3 separate regions of the Mus musculus genome follow, and all the other regions are linked to region 1. A link is a loop called in an ENCODE intact Hi-C map of the cell type or tissue named here. Cell type or tissue: heart. All regions are shown on one strand.

The links. A loop is a pair of places that touch in the nucleus more often than their neighbours do. Peaks named below come from ENCODE experiments on the same cell type or tissue, not always from the same donor. Only the 100,000 strongest peaks of a DNase experiment are listed, where the experiment ranks them.
Region 2: it touches region 1 in a loop (5-fold over the local background); 3 of 42 quality-filtered maps call a loop at or near these places.
Region 3: it touches region 1 in a loop (1.8-fold over the local background); 5 of 42 quality-filtered maps call a loop at or near these places.

What each region holds. Positions count from the first base shown.
Region 1 is chr1:53,974,797-53,982,796 of GRCm38, forward strand. The region is part of intron 2 of Hecw2 (HECT, C2 and WW domain containing E3 ubiquitin protein ligase 2); the gene reads right to left. Among named protein-coding and RNA genes, the nearest start is that of Mir7681, 130 kb to the left of the region's middle. In heart, no CTCF peak of the experiment used is centred here; a DNase peak (open chromatin) is centred at 3,825; H3K4me3 peaks cover 1,756 bases; H3K27ac peaks cover 1,674 bases.
Region 2 is chr1:54,106,260-54,114,259 of GRCm38, forward strand. All of the region lies in intron 1 of Hecw2 (HECT, C2 and WW domain containing E3 ubiquitin protein ligase 2), which reads right to left. Among named protein-coding and RNA genes, the nearest start is that of Hecw2, 85 kb to the right of the region's middle. In heart, no CTCF peak of the experiment used is centred here; a DNase peak (open chromatin) is centred at 4,802.
Region 3 is chr1:53,923,260-53,931,259 of GRCm38, forward strand. It overlaps Hecw2 (HECT, C2 and WW domain containing E3 ubiquitin protein ligase 2), which reads right to left. Exons shown (of 29, transcript NM_001001883.3): 7 at 7,711-7,850; 8 at 3,806-3,906; 9 at 2,051-3,424; 10 at 640-735. Among named protein-coding and RNA genes, the nearest start is that of Mir7681, 78 kb to the left of the region's middle. In heart, a CTCF peak has its summit at 4,547 (motif pointing left); no DNase peak of the experiment used is centred here.

The sequences.
Region 1 (8,000 bases):
AGGAGGACCCTGGAGGCAGAAGCTGATGCAGAGGTTCACGGTGGGGTGCTGCTCACTGTCTTGCTCCATATGTTTTGCTCAGCTTGCCTTCTTATAGAACCCAGGACCATCATCCCACGGATGGCACCATTCACAATGGGCTGGGCCTTCCCACATCAATCACTAATTAAGAAAACGTCTTATAGCTGGATCTTACGGAGGCATTTTCTCAATTGAGGCTCCTTCCTCTATGATGACTCTAGCTTGTGTCAAGTTGACGTAAAAAAAGCCAGCACAATAGGTCAGTTAAATATAGACATAGCTTACACTGCTCAGCATACACACACACACACACACACACACACACACACACACACACACACACACACACGCTCGAGAAGCATAAAAGCAGGAGGAAGAAGACCATTTAAAAGGAGGAAGGAAGCAGAGCAGCAGGAGGTGGAAAGGTCAAGGCAGATAATTCAGAGAATGAATATGAACAAAGTAATGGCACATGACTGTACACAACTCACAACCCATTATTTTGTATCCTAAGGAAAACCACTTAAAATACAGAAAAAAATATCTTTTTCTACAGGTTTTAATTTGGAGAAACGTACAGGCTTTAATTTGGGGAAACCTGTTAGTAGGTCAAAGATAGTTAAACAGTTTAAGCCTCAAAAGATCAAAAGAAAGTAACAATCGTAGACAGGATGGAGAAAGTAACAGTGTTAAAACATGGTTCAACAAATGTTCTTTGAGTACCACTACTGTCTGGGCAGTGTCCCATGTGGTAAAGACTCAGATGGGAGGAAAGGAGTGGAGATTTTGTTCTGATGGAGTGAGTGTCCACAGTCCAGATACGTAACTACATAATGTCTGCTGCCAAGCCCTGTCCTAGCATTTAAACTCTATTAGTTCATTAAAACCACCCACAGCTCTCTGAAGTGACATCAGAGAGGTTTTAGAAATATGTTCAAGATGAGGACCTCCAGTACCTACACAGTAACTCTAGACCCCTACCCTAAGACCATGTTCCTACACACTGCATGTCACTGTCTGCCATACCACTGCAAGCATCCACACTGAGCATGCTGGAACGTCACGGACTGGAAGTTTAAGGAGGGAAGAACAGAGTTGTGGCACATGTAAATCTCCACCCTTAGAGCAAAAGGCCACGGACCCAGCTCTGACTCTAGTTCAGCAACCCCGGAAGGTAGCTTAGTCACCTCTCACCTCTCCACATCAAACCACCATCATATAATTTCATTCTTTAGGTCTACCCTATGCCCCTCTCTTTATCCAAACAATTCCTCAAAGCCCAGCTTTGTACTCAGTCAGCACAGAAGGCTCCCAATCTCTATACCTTAGCAGAAACCTCAATGCAACACCACATCTACATCACTAGCACTAAGTCCACATGGACTTTCTATGTGTCAAGAGAAGTGTGCTTGTCTTCACGTGCAGAGCTTATCCTGCAGATGCAATGGGTACTGCACCTCTGACTGTCGAGGCAGCAGTTTGACTACAGGAGCGAGAAGTTTCAGCTTCACTTCTCCATTCTATGGCACGCGCTTTGTTTCCTTAGTGTATAAAATTCTAATGGTACCTGGCTTAGAAGGGTTGCAGTGAGGATATGAATAGACGGTGCAAGCCTGGAAACCACGGGAGTGAAACACGTACATTTGTAGAACTTTTCATCTACCTCAACCTTCTTTCAAAGGAAGCCGATTTTCATATGCAAAGCACATTCCTCCATGTTTTCACATTTTAGTTTTTTTATTTCAATTTGTGGTGTGTGTCCCCTCTCTCTCTCTCTCTCTCTCTCTCTCTCTCTCTCTCTCTCTGTGTGTGTGTGTGTGTTTTCTCATGTGTTTGGATATATGCATCTGGAAGCCAGAGGACAACATCAGGCGCCATCCTCACAATGACTGAGACAAGGTCTCTCCTTGGCCTGGAGCTCACCACTCAGGCTAGGCTAGCTGCCTACTGAGACCCAAGGACTGTCCCAGTCTGTTGATCCAGCACTGGAGTTAGAAGCACACACTGCCACACTCACCAATGGGCTAGAATGGCTGAGCTGTGAGCTCCAGGGATCCTCCTGCCCGCCCACCACTGCGGTTACCGTCATGTGCTGCTGATCCCAACATCTTACACAAGTTCTGGGGATCTCAACTCAGGTCCCCATGCTTCCGTGCCAAGCACGTTACTGACTGAGCTTCTCCTCAGCCCCAAACTCTTCTTTCTTAACCAACACTTGCCACAAGGCTGCACATCTGGCACATGTGCTTGTATGTAAGAATACTGTATAGCAAGTAGAAACTGCCACAAGGCACATAGCTCTGTAGACCTGCCTGGTTCTGGAATGGAAGTCACTCAATGCTTAATGCACCTTAGTCTAGTTCTATTAGAACCACACAGAGGTGCCCTCTTCTCTCTACACAAGGAACGCAGAACAAATTTTTCAGCAGCACGTGTACAAGACGAATGACAATAATGGGTTTTGATTACAAAACCCTTCTTTATCGTATTTTTAAAAACCAAAACCAAACCAAACCAAACCAAACCAAAACAACAACAACAACAAAAACCTTTCCAGAGCTGGGAGCAGAAGTCAGTTGAAGAGTGCTTGCCTATCACATAAACCCAAGGATTGATTCCTAGAACGTCATAAATTTTGCACAGTGTCGCATATCTGTAAGCCCGGCACTCAGAAGGTAGAGGCAGGAAGATAATAAGTTCAAGGTCATCCTTGGCTATTGGAACTTCAAGGTCAGCTGGAATACATAAAATCCTGTCTATCTATCTATCTCTGTGTCTCGGTGTCCCTGTCGCCTTGTGTCACCCATGGATAACCCCCTTTTGTTTTTAATTTTAATATCATTGTTACATCATGGTCTCTGGGACACGTCTCCACAGCTCGTCCACAGACTGCTTCCTTTGAAGAGAAACATGCTTTAGCACCTCATGCCCTGAAAGAAAAGCTTCAAATTTCACACAAAAAAAATAATAATCAATAAGTAACTTTCTCCAGGGGCAGATAATCTAACCTGCTTTAGGCTCAGAGTCTCAGCACTTTAAAAAAATATTCCTGGAGAGAGAAGCTGTACTTACCACACACAGTGAAGCAATCCACTCAAACGGGGCTGGTGGGGGAGTGGTGGTGGGGGCTTCAAAAAGTCAACAAGGGGACTTCCTGTTTCCTACAGAAGTTTCCTGTCTTAATCCCTGCACTGGTCTCCTGCACCATGCTGTCAAGTACTAAATATGGCAAACACAGCACACAGCTCACTAGTCACCACTGGTAACCAATGGAGAGGACTACACTGAAGAACTTCTCAGAGAGAGGCACAGAGAGGCACAAACCTACACTTGGACAAGGAAGTCAAGTAGGAGTCCAGACTTTTCCTGTACCTTACCTTTAAGAGTCCCCAAGAGTTCCTCTGTGTCTTTGCTAGGAAGAATCCATCAGCTCGATCCCGGCGCAGGAAGCAGCAAGAGGGATATGTCACATTCTGCTTAAAAGCATGCACCTGGCCTAGACCCTTGGCAGCTTCGTCACAGCGGCAGCCAGAACCAAGGCCACAGCAGGCCCGGAGTCCTCAGGTGTTCCTGGGGGCCTGCCAAGTCCACTTGGCTGATGCTCTGCCTCTCCCTGCTCCTCGGATGTTCTAGAAATGAAATACTAGGTAGAACTAGAGGTGACCTATACAGAACAGTCCTGTCCAGCTGAGAACAACACTGAGCTGCCCTGGCCACACATCAAGTCTTGTTACTGCCCAGGCATCCTAAGTGAAAAAACACATCCCATTATGTCCCTTCTGCTGAGGCAGATGTGGCCACTCCCTGGAAAGGGTACAGGATGTAATCGCCCCATCCTCCCCTCGGCTTCCTTCCTTTGCTTTTCCATGGGAGAATTCCAAGGAATGAGTTATACACACACACACACACACACACACACACACACACACACAGTCTGATAGAGTCTGGACAGAGAAGCTGCTCTCTGGAATCTCTAGTACACCACTCCCATTTATCAGCTATGGCCTTCCCTGAAGCTAGTGAATGGACTGGGAGCAGCCACATCAGTCCAGTGAGGAATCTGTAGACTTATCACCTCAAATTATTAAAAAGGACTAGAGCCTTTGCAAACAATATATAGCTTTAATGAAAGTCTCCAAACAGTCATCAATTCAGAAGTTATCTTCTGACCTTACTTTTAATGAATAAATGGCTACAATAATAAGTATAGCTAGTATCAGATTTATATGTACTATATGTAATTTAAGTAGATAGAAAATAAAATAATTCCTTATAACTCTCTAGACATTCTTCCTGTTATTTTACCCTCTCCTCTCTTCTGTATTAATCTCCTTCTCCCCTCCCTAACTAAAGGCCCCATTCCCCCCATCAAATCACTTCAACACTACTATTGTCTCTATCACTCCCCCTCCTATGACTTCATTCTGCTTTCCTGGTTTCCATAGTTACTCCAGGTTATGTATTCACATCTGAAGATTTGGAGCTCTCTGGGTCAGGACTACCTCTCTCAACATGATCTCTTCTAGGTTCATCCATTTACCTGACAATTTCATTTTTCTTTATAGCTGAATATTACCCCAGGGTGTATATGCTCCACATTTTCATTAACTATTCATCAGTTGAAGGACCTTCAGTTTGTTTGCATTTCCTAGCTGTTGTGAATAGAGCAGCAATGAACATGGCCTGAGCAAGCGTCTGTGGAGTAGGATGTCCAGTCCTTTGGGCATATGATGAGAGGAGTGGTATAGATGGGTCTCTCTTTCCAGACACACACACACTCTCTCTCTCTTTCTGTTGTGTGTGTATCTGTATTCCCATCTGAGCTGACAATGCTCCAACTCAAGAGCCATAGACTATTTAACAACAACAACAATTAAAAACCAACCAAACAACAAAACACAAAAAGGTGTGAGAAGCTCTGTTTTGAGTTGTTCATCAGGATTTCCAAGAGTCTGCCAAAACAGTACAGGCTGTTTCTGTTATACTCAGTTGCCTCCCAGAGGCTGACACCACCATGGATTTCATACACAAAACCTGGAGAGCCTAGATGGATCTGACCTGAAAGCCTCCCACCTGAAGACTAGCTTTTGTGATACCAGAAGGCAGCATGAAAACACTCAAGAAAGGGAAGCAACCAGGCATCCTACCTATCTAAGATCCCTATGAACTAAAGCAATGATTTGCAAGACATGATAGCCCAAAGGTTGTCATACTGGTGCATATACCTTGGCAGTAATCAATAGCTCTTCTAACTGGAAGGGACACTCAACAAGAAGAAAATCATGTCTGGTCCTGGAAACCTAGCCAACTACCCAAAGCTAGCCTTGGATAAAGAAGGAGAACCCACTTTATTAACCAAAAATAATTCTTAACTCTAAATAATTATCTTTATATCAACAGATAAGTATAGATCTCACCCTTCATCAAAGAAAAATTTCCTTATAGCAGACAGATATCACAGAAAACCACAACTGATTAAAATGCAGAGAGGAAGTGACCGTGTGTTGTCCAGCCCCAACTGATCTGCAGCCCAACCCCCCCACCCCCAACCTAAGCCTCAGGAATTATTTCAGAAGAGGCAGAAAGATAGCAGGAGCCAGAAGATAGGAAGTGTGATGTCAGAGCTCATCTCCTGGAAATAGCAGAAGCTACACATGTGAGGTCTCACCAACATGGCTGCCTCCACAGTACCCATGGAACCTCAATGGTAGACAAAAAACTACAAACAATTGAGGAATGCTGAGAGCAGGAGAAATGGTTGTCCCCAGAGCACACCAACTGGTCACCCAGTACCAAATGGCCAGCCCCGAAAAATACATACATGTAGCATATACAGACTTAGCAGACTATAGTTTTGTATTTAGGAATACACACACACACACACACACACACACACAATGAGAGAGAGACAGAGAGAGAGAGAGAGAGAGAGATACATACATGTAACATATACAGACTGAGCAGACTATAGTTTTGTATTTAGGAATACACACACACAATGAGAGAGAGACAGAGAGAGAGAGAGACAGAGACAGAGAGACAGAGAGAGAGAGAGAATAATTAAAGAAGTGGACCATGATTTTGAGAGAGTACATGGGAAAGGCTGGATGGAGGAAAGGCAGAAAATTTCAAAAATAAAAATATACAGCTTGTACCCTTGCCTCTTTTTTTTTTAAGATTTATGTATTCATTTTATGTATGTGAATACACTGTCACTGTCTTTAGACAGATGAGAAGAGGTCATCAGATCGCACTATAGATGGCTGTGAGCCACCACGTGATTGCTGAGAATTGAACTCAGGAATTCTGGAAGAGTAGTCAGTGCTCTTAACCACTGAGCCATCTCTTCAGCCCCCTTGTCTTATACTCAAAAGAGTTTGAGGGGGAATACCCAATTCAGACTCATTAGTATTTTAAATAGAAAAGTGCTCTGTGAAGCTATGAGCCCATCTGTATCACACCCTGCAATTACTAAGTACTTGCTGAATGCAATCTAAGACTATAAAACCTTTCCAACGCCTGCAGGTAAACAAGGTGAAATGTCCTAGTGTTGTGGTGAGTTTCCTGTGGAAGGAGGTAGATGGGGTGTCAGCTCTCCCTTACAGCTGGCAACTGCATTTTCTTCTGTGTTGTTCCTGTGACCCTAACACCCACTTCCTGGATGCTCTAATGATCCACTGAGCTATGCGAGTTCTGGTGCTGGAAAGCCCACCAGCCATACTTGACAAACCCCGAGCAGTCTTGGGACAAATCATCACGCTTTTCCTGCGTGGGGAAACAGTAGCAAATGTAGATAGAGTGCCTACTATGTGCCAGGAACATAAAGACTTTGCTTTTAAAATGGTCTCTGGCACACAACTGCATTTCCAACAGTGAAGAGGCTGAGGCACAGGCAGCTCAAGTTTGAGGCCAGCCAGAGCTAGGCACCCTGTCTGTAAAAACAAAACAAACCAACTAACCAAACGAACAAAGCAACATTCTGCTGACTGCTACCGCAGTGCTCTAAGAATGAAGTCGGTAGCAAGGTTAGACCCACGAACAGAGGAAGAGACCGCAGATTCATGATTGACATGATTTGAACCCAGATCGAAACAATGCTCAAAGCCAGGTGCTTGTACATTATTCTGCCTCCGTCAAGTAACACTCCTGAAAACTGCAGCATCTTAACTAACTTGCCAGTGGGTTCATAATGGCCTTAGTCACTATTAGATCAGTAAATAGGCCCAGAAAACACTAATTCAGTCTCTTTATTAGCATCAAAGGTGGCTGTAGCCAGTTTACAGCAGACTTAATAACAGAGTGTCTCTGATCTCATTCTCAGTGAAAAACAGTTCAAAACCTTGAGTTCTCGGCCGTTTTCTAGTGAGAGAACAGCAGATTCCCCTGGGCTACTGGAAGGCTCACAGTACAGGAATAGGTCTCCAGGCCTGATCGTCATACATAGGTATGGCACCTCAGCTGACTCCCAGATTCTGGACCATCCATTGTCTTAAATGCACCCACCTCCCCCATTCCTATATAAAGGATCCTGCTTGTCCCTAGCACAAACTACTTTTACAATCGATTTCAAATTTACTATATACCCAATACTGTACATAGAGCAGGAACTAAATTCCCAATTAACAAGAAGATCTTAATCGCCAACCAAAGAAAACACATGGTGGGACTCATGGCTCCAGCTGCATATGTAGCAGAGGATGGCCTAGTCGGTCATCAATGGGAAGAGAGGCCCTTGGTCCCGAGAAGGCTCTATGCCCCAGTATAGGAGAATGCCAGGGCCAAGAAGTGGGAGTAGGTGGATTGGTGGGCAGGGGAGGGAAGAGAGGATAGGGGGTTTTCGGAGGGGATAGCAGGAAAGGGGATAACATTTGAAATGTAAATAAAGAACATATCTAATAAAGAAAAAAATAAGAGCTTTAAAGTATGGGATATGGGGAGACATTAAGTGCTGGCACATAGGAATCACACCAACACATGGA
Region 2 (8,000 bases), 130 kb after region 1:
ACTGCAACAAGCAAGGAATTTAGCAGAAATTTGGAGGCACAGAATATCGATGTGATCACAGCATAGACTTTACAGAGTTATTGCCATAAAGTGGAAAATACACTGTAGAGACCTCTTAAAGCGAAATTTGAAGTTTGTTCTACCAGAAAGATGCTACTGATGGCCTTAGAGCAGGAAAGGAAGATGCTCGACCTTCTCTGCTCCAACGTCAGGCTTTATTTACAATATGAGGATTCTAATCATAGAATGGCCTGCTTCGTACCCAGTGCTAGACAGTATGCAAGTTCTCAATAACTACACATAGAAGCTGAAAATATACTAGTTATAAGTATGTTTTCTTTTAAGCTAGCTGATTTGAAGTACATAGAATGTATGTATAGAATGCATGAAAGCATTTGTTCTTGCTTCTTGCCATACCATTTCTATAAGGGCTCTAAATATCTACAGATTTTGGCACCTCATCTAACTTTGTTAACTGATCCACGCTGGGTACTAAGTAACCGCTATATAGTATGCACATAGGGTCCCTGTATTTATATACACACACTTACATACATAGTAACTCTAATGTGTTCACATTCTTCTCAGGCACTTTTATAACTATCACACATACAGCTCATAATCTTTTTTAGTCTGTTTTCATCCAAATCTGAAGTCCTGTTTTCTTCATTGTTTGCCACTGAACTCCCACTAGAGTTAAAAATAACCACATCTCCAATTCAGATGTGCATGACACTTTCCTTCTAAGGAGCTTAAGTCGCTACATCATCAGTCTCATGTTGTCAAGGCCTGTGAGATGCTGCTATAAATGACCTCAGTGGTCCATGGCCAAAGTGCATCCCAGAGAGGGAAGCATATTGCCGGCTGTGATAACTGTTTGGGCAATGGTAGTAGTTTATGCTGTTTGAGATGTCTTCTGGACACCCCCTGACAATAACTCAAAAGAAAGTTTTACATGCCTGGCCGTGGGGTTGGTAGACTCTGCTTCTCAAATGGTAAACTCTTTTCTCCACACCACATCTAGCCTATGTTTTAGCAGTGAGCTGTAAACATATCAGTCACTCACATCTCCAAACAACTAGGTACCATAGCTTGTCAGACACCATGAAACCTGAATGCAAGGTGAAGAAAAGATGTCACTGTTGGTACCTGTCTTCAGGAATTCTCAGTTAAGTGAGGAAGACAGGCCACACCCCCAATGATTGCCCAGATCAGTGCATACCAACCAGACTTGGTCTTTAGGATCCCCCAAAAAAGAAGAAATGTGGGTATATTAACAAACATCAAATTTTATTTCCAAGTTCCAATTCTAGGATCTATTGTTTTCCCCCCAAAATAAACATGTTCAAAAAAGTACGTTTACTATTTTTTGAGGTAACTTTCATCTCCTGGCTTCTTTTTATTGAACTTTGGTTTATATCATCACAATTCCTCAAGCAAACAAAGCCTTTCACCCAAGAAAGGAATGCAGATTGTGACATTTGACTAGAACTCTATAGCTTACCAGCAAACGTTTATGAGTAAATAGCAAGTATGCATTCAAATACTGAAGCGCTTGGGCGCTTTATTTACTGTATTCATCGTTGTGTCCCAGCCCAGCTCAATCCTGGGTGCAGCAGATGCCACACGAATGACTGCTGGCCTGAATGAATGAATTACAAGGCCAGTGTGCTAGCTTACAGGTGAGTCTGCTAGGCTCCTCCCAGAGACACACCATCACCTGAGTGTGGCTTATAAAAGAACTACTTGTCACCCACGTTCTCCTCTCTCTCTCTCTCTCTCTCTCTCTCTCTCTCTCTCTCTCTCTCTCTCTCTCTCTCTCTCTCTCTGTCCTTCTTCCTGTCCTTCTCTGTCATTTGTGCACCCCCCACCCCACCTCCACCCCTGCCGCCCTCACAGCTCTGATCCTTATTCAGGCCCTTACTCCCCTTCCCTTCTCTCAAAGAAACTTCCTTTATATCAGATTTGTTATACTGCATGATTTCTCAGGGCACACCTTGGCATGGGCCTGCCAGGTACACACACACACACACACACACACACACACACACACACACACACACAGCTGTCTGTCACATTACATTTCATAACAGTGGTAACTGGTAACAATGCACCCACCTAGCACCAGGAAGGCTAGGCATCTTGGACCATCAAGAGCTATTGTCACTCTCAATAATTTAAAGATGTATAAATTTTTCATTTATCATTCTACTGTATTTCTCAGTTATTTAAATATTTTCAGCATATATCATTTAAAGAAAAAACATATGACCATCACATGACTCTACCACAATTTGTTTCTTCATCCCCACTTGTTACATAGTATATAAAAATATTTGTTTTATGGACCTTTGAGGGTACTAAGCACTCTTAACTTTTTTCTCCGTCCTCTCTTCCTTCCTTCTTCTCTTTCTTCCTTCTTTCCTTCCTTTCTTTCTTTCTTCCTTCCTTCCTTCCTTCCTTCCTTCCTTCCTTCCTTCCTTCTATCCTTCCTTCCCTCTTTCCTTCCTCCTTCCTTTCCTTCATTTTGAGCTAGGGTCTCACTATGCAGCCTAGCTCACCTGGAGCTCACTAAGTAGACCAGGGCGGCCTAAAGCTCACTTCGATCCACCTGCCTCTGCCTCCAGAACACCAGGAATAAGGAAGTGAACCACTTCGCCAAGCATCATCCTTAACTGTTTTAAGCCATACTTGTTAATTTAAATATTTGATATAAATATTTATATCATAAATATAAGTAGTGGCATTTGCATCTGACAGTTACAAAGCAATGGAACCCTTTGAAGGCTTGAAAATGCTAGAAGAAATGGGCTATTTAGACCGGCCCTGTTTTGGAAGGGGATGCCAGTTTTATTTTTAGAATCTACAAGCAGCTTCATACACACTTTATCTCTACTGCTAATCTCTCGAAGGCTAACCCAGAGTCTCCATTCAGTAAATTTTCCACACTGAAGTAAAGCACACAGCTGGGCTTGTTTCTTACTGTTGGGCTCAACAATACATTAAAATGCTCGCACTTTTAAAGAGATAAAATTAACTGAAAGCATACGCACTAAATACCTAAGTACTAATGCTGACCAAAATCTAACCCCTCCCTAAGGATCTCAAGTTACTCAAAACGTTCTTTTCCTTCGGGAATTTGCTTAATTCCATTGTTCTTGATTGTTCTGGGTTGAGGATCCTGTTCCATGACCTTTCAGCAATAGCTGGCTTTGCCTCCGCCTAGCCCCCTGTGTATTAAATTTCTCCTCTTTCTGTTTTTGCTGCTGTTGCTGTTGCTGGTGGTCCCTGGGGGGAAGTTGACTAAGTTCTATACAGCCTAGACTAGTTGTTAAATATTTAGTTTTATTGTCAAATATCCTCAAAATGTCCCTTTTCACAAAGAAAAAATGGATAATGCAAACCCTTTGCTCATAATTAAATTTTCTAGATGAATAGCACCGCCCTTACCTTTACAATTCCAATGTAAGAAAAAAACAAATGAACGGAATGTGAGGACTGCAGGAGATGTTGTTGTTATGAAATATAATGCAGTGAAGGTGTACCTGGGGGTTCCATGCCAGCAACACTGTGCTTCAGATCTGAGACCACTACTTGTCATCAACTGCGGTCTCTTCACTACTCACACGGGTTTCTGCTCCTATATAAATGTAATGGCTTAATTACAAAAATGAAGACTTTAATATTTCCCTCTCATTGTTCCTCAGCAAGAATGGAACTAGTATATTTTGACATATTATGTTAGATAATGAAGCAAATACACCTCATTAATATGTAAAAAGGCTTTTAATATTAATAAATAGCAAAGTTACATGTATATCCAAGAAGTTGGGGGCCCTGCAATATGACACAAGTGAAAAGCTTGTGGCCAAACATGGTGAACTAGGTTCAATCCCAAGGACACATGTGGAGGAAGGGACAAGCTGACTCCTAAAAGCTGTCCTCTAACCTCTACAGATGAGTTATGGCATGTTTGGACATGTGTGCATTACAAATCTTTATAATTTATCAACAGTAATGCTTGCTTTATGAGCCCATCTTATATATCTGTATGCTCAGAGTTGCATAAACAATGCTTTCTTGGTTTACTAGCTAAGATCTAGCACTTGGCTATCACCAACCTTTAAGGGAAGAAAAGTCCAGATCTCACTCTCCATCACTTGACCTTAGGCAACGTCTCCTTCATACACATCTTTTTCTGACACATGACCTTTGAGTATTAAAGGATATGAGCAGAGAAATAATCCACACCAATAGGGGAGTAGCACAGAAATAATGCCAGCAAAAGGCAGCTGTTTCTCTCACTAAGAGAATAAGTGCAGAACCCGGGGTCTCACTGGAGAATCCCAGGAACATTTCCCAGGTACTTTGTTTTTTCAAACAAAGATGTTTTCAAATAGTACAATTAGAGCCAGCCAGATAAAGTGGTACACACCCTTAATCCTAGAACTCTCAGGAAGCTAAGACAGGAAAATCTCAATTTGGAGGCCTGCCTGGACTTCACAGCAAACTTTGTGTCTCAAAATTAAACTTAAGTGAACAATAACAACAAAAATACCACTGCTAATTTCATTATACAATTTAGCGTCTTAAGACTATCAACTGTTGCTTTCATAAAAACTGTACATTCTCTGTTTTTCTGAACTCACTGCAATGCTCTCAGGGCAGCCCTTGGGAAGGACTTGCCTACACGGCACAGGAAGAATGTGAGGCAACTGTAGTCCTCCACCTCATCTCCATTCCTGGCCATGTTCCTGCTAATTCCTTCTGGCTTCCCCAACACCCAAGTCTCCCACAAGTCAGCAATGCTGACTTTCTAAGGCTCGAGGTTGCAGAAGCCAAGGTCAAAGTTGACTTGGATGGACAGGCATGGGCACCAGATGGGAGGCATGGCTCTAAGAGTGAGAACAGCCTTGTTTTCCTGCCCTAATTGGCTAGGCTAAGTCATATCCCAGAATAAAGATTTTTTTTCTCATCAAAATATAAAAGACAGAGAAATTTAAAAAAAAAATGACTCTAAGAGGAAACTGCCTACTCTACTTTTACTTACAAAATAAGTTCGCTGTAATTAATCAAGGCACAGAATTTTTGCATGATACAAAGTACTTTGGCAGTCCCAGCAGAAACATGTTTTTAACGCCTCCTTTTAAGAAACTTTACGTATCAGCATGACAATGTTAAATTATATGTTATGACAGACCACGAGTGCTCCGGAGACATTGTCTTTACTGTAAAACTCTTTTCTCAAATACTGTAGCACGTCAGAAAGAAGTTGACAAAACAGAAATTGATTCCTTTTTTTTTTAGAAATAACCAACCAATTCTCAAATTAACACTGCAACCCTAAGTTTTTCATGTGCTTCATATTAGGAGAGTACAGGGTTTCTTCTGCTTTGTTTATTTTTTAAAAGATAACTTTTTAAATATAAAGAAAGCCAGGCATGTTGGTTCATCCCATTATCTTGCCATGGCGTACCCAAGGCAGAAGAATAGAAAGCGCAAGTTCAGCCAAAACAACAAAGACCCTTGCTCAAAATACATAACAAGTAAATTAATTACTTAAAATGTAGATTATTCTCAAAATCTTCACCTACATGTACTACATGTACATATCAAGCAACTCAGGTTTCAAATTAAGTGTCAGTACAGAGCAGCTCCTGGTTTGGTCACAGCCTCTACACTTCTCCTGAGCACTTGAGACAGTTTACTGCACTTGAGACTTCCCTGGTTAGAAACATCAGCAACCATAACAATTTCTAAGTCTCAGTTTCTATACAGTCCCTCAAACGAACCAAGAGCTCCCTAAGTCACACCACAAACACCTCCAGCATATCAATGAAAGCACCCTTCAGTAGTAATCCTTGCATTTCCTTGACTCTGTCTCATATGACTTGATTTTTTTAAATGTTTTTAAAACTTCTAATGCATATACGAAAAAGGTCATAAAATATAATAGTTTCATTTTGCTTTAAAAAAAACAGTTTAAATGGGCAGTAACAATCACAATGGCTGTCTGGTAATGTATTTCTTACATATTTGTCTTCTACTTTGTTTCACATGTCCGTAGTGTAGTTTTGTTTGTCTCTTCCAAACCTCATTAAACTGCATATAATGAGTATGTGTGGTAAAAACCCAAATGGGGAAATAACTGTGATGTTCCCATCCCTCAGAGAGAAAATATGCTACTGATAAATGGCAAATAAAAACACATACCAAGCTCACATAGCTGAGGGTGCCTAATACTATCCCTCAAATTCAAAGTTCAGATGAGCCCAAAAAAAACAAAAAACAAACAAACAAACAAATACTCAGACACTGGGAACGCCCTAGTACAACTGCCTCTTCAGCCCGTTACACACCACTGCAGCCAGTGGCACTGCAAGGACCCTTCCCTGGGCAAATCTTCCCTTCCACTAAGCCACGATCCCACAACCCTTCATCCATCCAGTAATTATGTCAGGCACTGTGCTAAGGAGTGAAGGATCCTGGCAGATGGAGCACCTGTATGGGTGAGCACCTGTATGCTCTTTGCCTGGCTTGATCCTCCTCAGGACTGCAGATGGGGCAACATGAGAACTGGATAATGTTCTTTTTAGACCTACCTCTACCATTTGCAATTTTCAGAGCAAGAGCAAAACTGAAGGCCTAATATCCATGTCTAAATATTTGAAGGTGATAAATTAAGCCAAGTAAATATTCCTATTCTTATTTATTGAACCTAGAAGATATGGTTAGAACTGATTACACTAGCCAGATTGTAGTGGTACTAAAAATACCAGGCTCTTCTCTCTCCACTCTGAGCTCTACCCTCTTCATAACTTTGGAGTGCATCATGCTCATTTGCACTTTCTGCAAATAGCTGCCCATTAGAAATCCCTTGGGCCCAAGAAGGAACACACTGCTTCCCAGGCTAGCCTCAGGCAAAATCCTATGAATACACTCAAGCAAATAGCATCTGCAGGCCTGGAGGTTTGTATCAGGAGAATCATGTACCTGAAGCATCTAGATGTATTCAAGAACGCAGGACCAAGTTCTAGGTGAACACACTCCTTTGGCTCTATGGAGTCCCTGTGACACTATGTGGACAGAAAAGACTAAAGAGGTCAGAAAGGAGGTGTTTCTACCTCAACTCTGAGAGCAGAAATGGGCCGAGAAAGTACAGTGGCAGATTGGATGCTTTACTATCAGCCAAACAATGAGTAGAAAGATAATCAGGAAGAAGAGAAGACCTCCTGTCCACTGCTATCAGGTGGCCTTTCACCAGTCCATCCTCACGTCTCTTCCACACAGAGGGCCAACAGCTGAAAAAGCTAGGAAAGAGAAAAGTCAATATTCTGTTAACAGGTGTAGTGGGTTTCTGTCGTAGCAAAGGTCATAGCCCAGAAGAATCTGCTAGAGAAAATGATCAGGAAAACTGGGAGAGACTTGACATCCATCAGCCACCAAACCCAGACACTATTGCATATGCCAGCAAGATTGTGCTGAAAGGACCCTGATATAACTGTCTCCTGTGAGGCTATGCAGTGCCTGGCAAATACATAAGTGGATGCTCACAGTCATCTATTGGATGGAACACAGGGCCCCCAATGGAGGAGCTAGAGAAAGTACCCAAGGGAAAGTACCCAAGGGTCTGCAACCCTATAGGTGGAACAACAATATGACCTGACCAGTACCCCCAGAGCTCCTGTCTCTAGCTGCATATGTAGGAGAAGACAGCCTAGTCGGCCATCACTGAGAAGAGAGGCCCCTTGATATTGCAAACTTTATATGCCTCAGTACAGGGGAACACCAGGGCTATGAAGTGGGAGTGGGTGGGTAGGAGAGCAGGGTTGGGGGAAAGTATAGGGAAATTTCGGGATAGCATTTGAAATGTATATAAAGAAAATATCTAATTAAAAAAAAAAAAGACTCGAGTGCAGTTCTCAATCTCAGAAGGAAAACAACACAAACACAAAACACACACTCAGCACAGTTTTGCTCTACTGGTTTTTTGTTGTTGG
Region 3 (8,000 bases), 52 kb before region 1:
GAGAAACTTTAGCAGACTTCATATTTTGTGCTAATGAGGAGTGAAGAGTATCACTAATTTGGGCTGTGAACCATTTCCCTCACACCCCTAATCCTCAACCATCTATCAAAGCATTCAGCATCTTCTAAAAGTAAGACATTGACACACCCTTTAATTTCTCAAATAATGGTTATAATCCCCAAAAGTCTGTAGGGTAAATTCTGAAATTAATAGCATGTTCTGTATATCCCTAAGGAAAAAAAAATAAGACCCTGTATTTAATAATTTAAAATGATGAAAGGGATGAAAGCTAGTGCATTGCAGGGTGAGGCTTTTCTAAGAAAACCTGTCCGTCTCGCCTAGGTGCTGAAGAAAATCACACTGCTGTGAAGCATTTTAAAAAGTTCTCTTATGCAACTGATGCTTGAAACCTAGGGATTATGGCATTCACTCCATGGGCTGAACAATGCTGGCTCATCCTAGCTGCCCTTTCCTTCAGAACAGTACCAGAGGGGAGTGCCTGGACAGAGCATCTCAGATTCCAGCCACTGGTCAAGTGGCATCTCTCAGACACCTTCTTCTCCAGGAACCAGGGAAAGGATCTGCCTGTCACCTTTGCACACTGCCAGTAAGGTAAACCTTTAGCTAACAGCTGCTCACTTGGTGGGAGAGCCTCATCCACCCTCTGGTACCGGCTGACGTCCTGGCGCACGGAAGGTAGTGACCTCAAGGGCTGGTGGCCATTGGTTTGAGAACCTAGGGTAAAAGGTAGAAAGTTACCCAGGTATTGCTTTTCCTTTTGCATCAAAATGAATGCCCCCACTACCCCCCCCCCCCCCAACAAAAACACACACCTAGGATAGGTGTACTGGCAGAATGAGGCAGGAGGCTAGAGAGTTCCAGGCTTGCCTGAGCCACACAGAAAGACTCTGTCTCAATACAAAGGAAGCAAGCAAACAATTCAAACATCAGTTCCAAGGCTGCTCTCTCCATTCTCTTTCAGTTTATTTCCCGCAAGGATGTAGGCCCAGAAGAGGCTCCTAGAGAAATGTTCCCAGCATGTAGCTCCCCTTGCTCCTCTCTGCCTCTAGCCTGCTCATAACTAACGCTTTAGGGTCACAAAGTGGCCATAAGATAGTGAAAAGCAAAATAAGATTCAGAGGGAAAGAAGGGGATAATTTTGGTAGAAAATAAAACATACAATAAGAAAATAATTCTTAGGGCTGGGTTGTGCTTCACTCATACAGTTTGCCTGACATGCAAATACAAGGCCCTGGGGTTAATCACTATTCCAAATGAAAAGAAACAATTTTTCTTTGAGTCTGTGTTATTTAGGCACCAGAGACTGTCCTTTCCCCCTTTCCCCCTTTCCAGCCTCTCTCTAGGACATCTTAAATACAAATTTTATGTCTGAACTTGCAACGTCAGACTTAAACAGTGCTTCCCTCCTCCCCATTCACACTGACTTCCTGTTCTGGAGCTTTAAGAGTGAGCGGCTTGCAGTACTCCCCATCCCCGCCCTACACATCACACCAATGTACTGATTGGTTTTGTATCTTCTTTAAGATGGAAGACTACTGCTTGCCAGGCCTCGTATGTCAGCAATAGATGATGCCTGCTTTAAAAGGACTGAATTTGAACTGAGGTCTGTGTGCATGGAAATCATGCCCTCTTCTTCCTAGCTATGTGAATGGCAAATGATGGTCTCTCCAGACTGGGAGGCCTGATGCATAAGAATGGCTTTAGGTATCTATACATTTGCTTCCTTATTTTCCCCTCTTTAATTCTTTTGCTGATTGGTAAACCCCAGAGGAGGAATTCATTTTCTTATTCACCTATACATGCAAACTGCATCACAATTTACATATACACAAACCATACTTCTACACACATGCAAATTATATACACATACATGCCAATGATATATTTACATATAGTACATATATCTACACATATGTAAATTATATATCCACATACATGTAAATTATGCATATACACATATGTAAATTATATGATTTCTTTTTGAGCAGTTACGCTTAAGCCAAGAGTCATGCTGTCTTCTATATCCTACCTCCAGTGGCGCCCTCCTCCTGGGCAGTGGCCCCTTCGCAGGCACCTTGGGCATCCCCAGCATCCCCATCTTCCTGGGGCTGGCTATCAGTGGCAGCAGCAGCAGGAGCAGCAGCGGCTGCTCCCTCAAGACTCCCCCTCCTCTGCCAGACTTCCCCTAGCTCCCCCTGCTCAGATAAAGCAGCAGCTTCAGCCGCTGACCCTTCCTCTTCCCTGCTGGGCACCTGCACAGCAGGTAAAGAACTAGGAGTGCAGACGGACTCCTGCGACCCCTCTGCGGGGCCACTGCTGGTGGGCTCAGCTGCACAGGCCCCATCTTCTTCCTCCTGAGAAGAAAAGGCGGGGGTTTCTGGAAATCGCGCACTCTCTAGAGATGAGCACCGTGTCTCCACGGAGGACAGCTGTGTAGTCACGCTCTCATTGCATGAGCTGTCTGCGCCTTCCGGGTCACTCTCCCCCTCAGGTCTGGTACTGGCCTCACTCACACTCTCTGTCCTTGCAGGGTCACTGGGTTCTGTCTCAGAGGACACCTGGGAAGGTTCAGATCCCTGGTCCAGGGACTCGGTCTCACTGGCAGCTCTGCGGCTCCCTCCAGATGTGTCAGAAGCTCCTGCATCTGCACCACTTGTGGGCTGATCTACTTCTTGAGAGCTACACAATTCAGTGCTACCCTGGTCTGCACTGGGTTGAGGCTCCAGGTTGGCTTCATTTTCATCAGGGGCTGTACTTGATGGCAAGGAGCCATCTGCAACCTCTGGAAGATTCTCCAGCCTCTCTTCTAAGGATGCAGTTTCATGTATAGAGGCATCCTCATTCTCCACAGGGTTGTCATCCTCTGGTTTGGTCTGAGATGTCAGGCTCCCATCATCAATTCTCGACGCCCTGCTGCACATGATCAAGCCTCCCTCCTCCTCCAAAGAAGATGGGTAGCCCAAGTCTTGCTGAAACTCATGGTCTTCTTCGTCTGAGTCAATATGAAGCATCGCATTGAGTCTTGTGTCAGTGGGAAAACTACTCCTCAGTTTAGGAGAGGCTCCCATGGACCGCTCAGAGGAGGAGGCTGCCCCTGGCCTGGCGGGGCCATTGTGTTCAATAGCATCTAAGTAATCATTGAGGGAATCCTGGCGGCCCCTGGGGGGTGAATTTCTAGAAGAAGTAGAGATCAAGTCCTCCGTGTCGATCTCCAGGGTAGAGCTAGTCCTGAAAGAATGCTTAGGGGTGCCATCAGCAACACTGTCCTCGGACACTGGCCCATTAGCACAGATAGTACTGTCATGATGGCTGCCTGGCATATCCTCCTCATCGGAAGGGCTGCCCAGGTCTCCATTCACAGTGTGGACTCCGAGGATGGTGCCGACAGCCTCTGGAGAAGCATCTGAGTGAGGAAGCAGCACTGGTGAGCATTCAATAGAAGACAGAAAGACCTACTGTCCTGAAACTAACAAGTTTGCTGAGTTCAGTCATCCCAAAGGTGACTCTGACGTGTCACTGGCTGCTAGAACTCACTACTCCTCACTAAATGAGTATCCCGTGTAACATCTGGCACAGGAGGTATAGGTTCGATCTCTGCAGACTACCTTCGTAACGCAAACGTAATTCTTGGAGCCGTTTTTTGCTAACCAGACTCTCCTAAGTGCTTTGGAAGCTGGCAGTCATTGGAAAGCCATTCCATTTCCAGCACTGGACACAGAATGATTCCATTTAAATGCCAACTATCAATGGACAGTGTGTGCTTATGCAGCAAGAGACACCTCACCTTCGTGAGCAGAAGATGTAACTTCCACTTTAAACTGGAGGTACCCACTCACGTGGTCAGCTGGGAGCCGTCTGCCAAGGTTGTAGCTGAGCATTTGGTCCCTGCAGGGGAAGAAACAGCCCTTCATCCCGAGTGTACCTTTGCCTTCTTCCCACAGGCCACCCCAGACCCACAGGCTGTCCCTTGAACATTTCAGAATTTGAAGTAAATACAGGCTGGAGCACAACGTGGCCCAGGGACAAAAAGAAAGTCACCTTATAGGAAACATTAAAGAAGAGAGAACAATATGAGAATATAAAACCAGGTTGATTCCAGACAGCAGCTCCTATTGTGAGTATGTGTGTGTGTGTGTATGTGTGTGTAAGTGTGTGTGCGCACGGGCTGACCTTACCTTCCTCATCTGCAAAATAAGGGACTAGAGATAATGCTCTCATTCCTGGGGAACCTACTGACTCTCAGGTACAAACCTCAGGTGTTCTGCAATGAGGGAGAGTACCGAATCCCATGTCTGGTGCTAGGCTTGATCACAACTGGCCTGCTGCTCATTTTTTGGCCTGCCTTCGTGGTGGTCTTAGGCTGTTGGCTGGCATAAGGATAGGATTATCCAGCTGTTTCAAGTCCATGTCTATTTTCCAGATTCAAATACAAGGAACTCCTATCCTGAGTCAGCTGATTGACAACTAATTACAGACAACCAAAAGGCTAATCAAGTCACACTATTTCTGCTCTCACGCTGCCCTCTACCGGCTCTTCTGGGAAGAGATGCCTCTGCACCACTACTTTATAGAGCCTTTAGTCAGCTTTGCAGCATCAACATATAGAGCTTTGTTTTGTAAACAAATATACATACATATATATGCGTGTGTATATATATATATATATATAAAATTTTATCAATTTGTAATTCATCTGAATTCATAAGTAAGTTCTTGAGACATATCTTTTTATGATGTTGATATTATTGTCCTAGACTGATGCTGTCCAACAGTTTGCTTTCCCACCTGAAGTGTTCACTGAAGAACATGTACACATTCCCGGGGCTCTAGGGATCTGTTCTCTTTACTTCCCTGGCCACCAGGGAGGAAGCACAAACCCTGTTTACTAGAGGAAGATATGAAGGTAAGTAGCTACCATAAGAAGAAGCTACTGGATGGCAGACTGGGGATGAGATACACGTTACCCCACTGAGGAAGCCCCTGTCAGGCATCCTCTGTACTACAAGCTCATCTGACACACAGTCTCCGTGATTCCAGGCTGCTTTGGGTGGTGTTCCTCTTACTGCCATTTTCTACTTGTGGGATACCTGAATGTCATGTTGCCATCAATACTCTTGCTGAACAGGGAGTTCAAACAGGTATTACACGCATATTACATCAGAATATTTGATAGAACTCCATAGCAGCTGCAATTGGTGCAATGACAGGGATGCACCTTTCCTATTCACCGCTGTATTCACACCATTCAGGGAGCCCCTGACATACAGAAGTGCTTGCACACTGGTGAGTATGCCCAGCAGCAAATCCCAAGGCCTAGCCTCTACTTTCTGACACCTAGTCATCTAATAAATCCATCATTTTCTTGTCAAAATAAAATGATTGCGTCTCCATTTTCTGCCAAAAACCACTAGTGATGCTAATGAGGGAAGATTTGCAAAAGCAATGTTTAAGGTAGAGAATGAGTGTTCTATAAGAGTTATAAGGAAAGGACTGTACACATCTGTTTTAGTTACTGTCTCATCTCCAATGCCCAACACAGTGCTTGACATTTAGTAGGCACTTAATGGATACATAATAACTAACTGCCAAACAAGAACCATTACGTGGAATAATTTTAACTGAGAAAAACATCCTCAATTCAACTCTCCCATATCACAGTTCAGAAAAGTGGCCTATGCCTCTTGGATCCTCCATGAAGAGTGTGTTCTGTACGGAGTGTGGGTCCCGGTTCTCCTCCTGAGTTTGTCCAGCCCATCCAGACTCAAGCTGCTTCCTGCTATGATGTATCATTACGAAGAATATGCTATACATTACTACTATTATAAAAAACAAACAACAAAAGACTTTCTCTAGATGCCCGAGGCATTCTCCCACTAATTGGAGAAAATGATAACCATAGGACCGTGACAAGTCTTTTGGAAAGGAAGCTGGCCATGCCATGGAAAATTTTACGGTTAAACAAATGCTTTAAAAAAAGATTAGGAAGTGTAGATTATCCCATAAAGCCCTGCCCTGGACACTATCACCTATTTCAGATAGCTGCAGTTCACCAAATGTGTAACTAACCAAAGTACAGCCCTTTCAAGATGTATTGATTACTCAATAGAAAACAATAATCAGGTCAGAAATTTTAACATATGCCAGTATCTGGTACGATGGCAATGCTTTTAGCCTGTTCATGGAAAGACATCTCACTTCTGACACTTTGTGAATGCATTTTGGACTTCCTTACACTACACACAGAGCTGGGTCTGTCTCTCCCGTGGGTGTTTAGCTCTTTAAAAGACTAACACAAACACCACTGACAAGCTCAAGCCATTCCTTGATCAATCTTGCTATCAGTACATAAATGGATACAGATATAGTACCTGAATTAGATGGTTATAATTAATATAAATCAAGTGAGAAATATACTAGCTTTATTGCAGTTGATTCCTAACATAATCATTCACTGTTGATACACGCTAAGAATAATTTCAAAAGTTCTCAAAATATATCTTCTAGAAGCTATAATTATTATCTTTAAAAATAACTGTCATGTCTCAGCTTTTTATCAGATAAACCAAGCTCCTAGAGTTTTGTATTATTGCTTTATTTTGTGTGGGCTGTCCACCCACCCTGGTCACATCTTCTGAAAATCAAGCGGAACAGAATCCATCAGAATCTGTGAGTTTGATGGGGCTAGAGGGGCCTCATAGTCTGAGTAATCGTTTTCAGATGAGGAAACAGAAACCCCAGAAACCTGAAGTGAATGTGGAGGGTCAGGTCTCCACTGGCAACACTTACAGGCAGAACTCAAGGTGTAAAAAGTGCAGTGAATATGCAGGGCCAGCTTCCCGGGCAGGGAACAACTACAACTTGTCCTCCAGATGTTTCAGAGAGCAGCGGGTCTAGAGCAGAGGGACTGAGCTCAGATCTCGGCTCTCCCACCTGCAGCCTGAGAGCCTCATCTCTGAAATGACTAGCATCACACCCTCCACCTCTGGGAGTTGCTGACACTATGTGGACAAGTCTCTGAAATAGTCTAACGATGGGCAGGGTAACAACCCAGCATCCGAGGGGGTTGCCCCCACTGCCGCTATGAGGAGGGGGCTCATATTACCACACATTCAAAAGGTTCTTCTGAAGTGAAAAAAAGACACACAAAATGACCTAATACCGCCCCAGAGTACTTGCAGTATTGAGTTTGCTAGTAGCCACGATATAAAACTATGTATTACATAACAATGGGTGGGGGCATGTTGTATTTCTTAACTACTCACAACTTACATAGACAGCTTACAGGAGTGAAAAACTAAATCTAAGTCTCCAAATAAGTTTGGTTTTTGTGTTTCAGGAATAAAGGTAGGCCCTGTGGATGGAATTTATCAGGATAAGATGAGGGTGGAACATTCTCATGAGAGGGTGTCACAGCAAGATTTCAACATGCCCTCGAACCAGCCGAGTAGCAGGAGAATGGTCACTGACTGCTATCTAGGTGAGACTTGGGAAAGGATTGATACCACAAGGAGGTGAATCATTGGAACAAGGTATTTTGGGTCCAGTGCACTTTATTGAGCATAAGGGCACTTATTAAAGAGACACATTCCACTTCTTATCGACAAGACACACCCAGGGACTACCAAGCTTCACTTCTGTCTCCTCAAAAACTAATCTCAGAAGAGAGGCAAGTGAGGGGCAGTTAGTTACCCAGCCTGCCGCTCCAGCAGCCTCTGCACTGGAATGGTTAGTTTCCCCAGGAAGCGTTTGATGATGGGCCGGCTCTTGGCAAATTTGTCTTTGATTTCAATTTCTAAGACATCAGTCAAAAGTGCAAAAAAGGAGTATTTCTGAAATTAAAAAAGAACATACAACATGTTGGCTTAGAAGACAAACACAACATCTTATCATTTTATATACAGAAAATGGTATCTCTTAAACTGATGGCACACAGAGTTCATATTACCAGTTGCTGTCAATTCTGTACTCAGATAAAACAA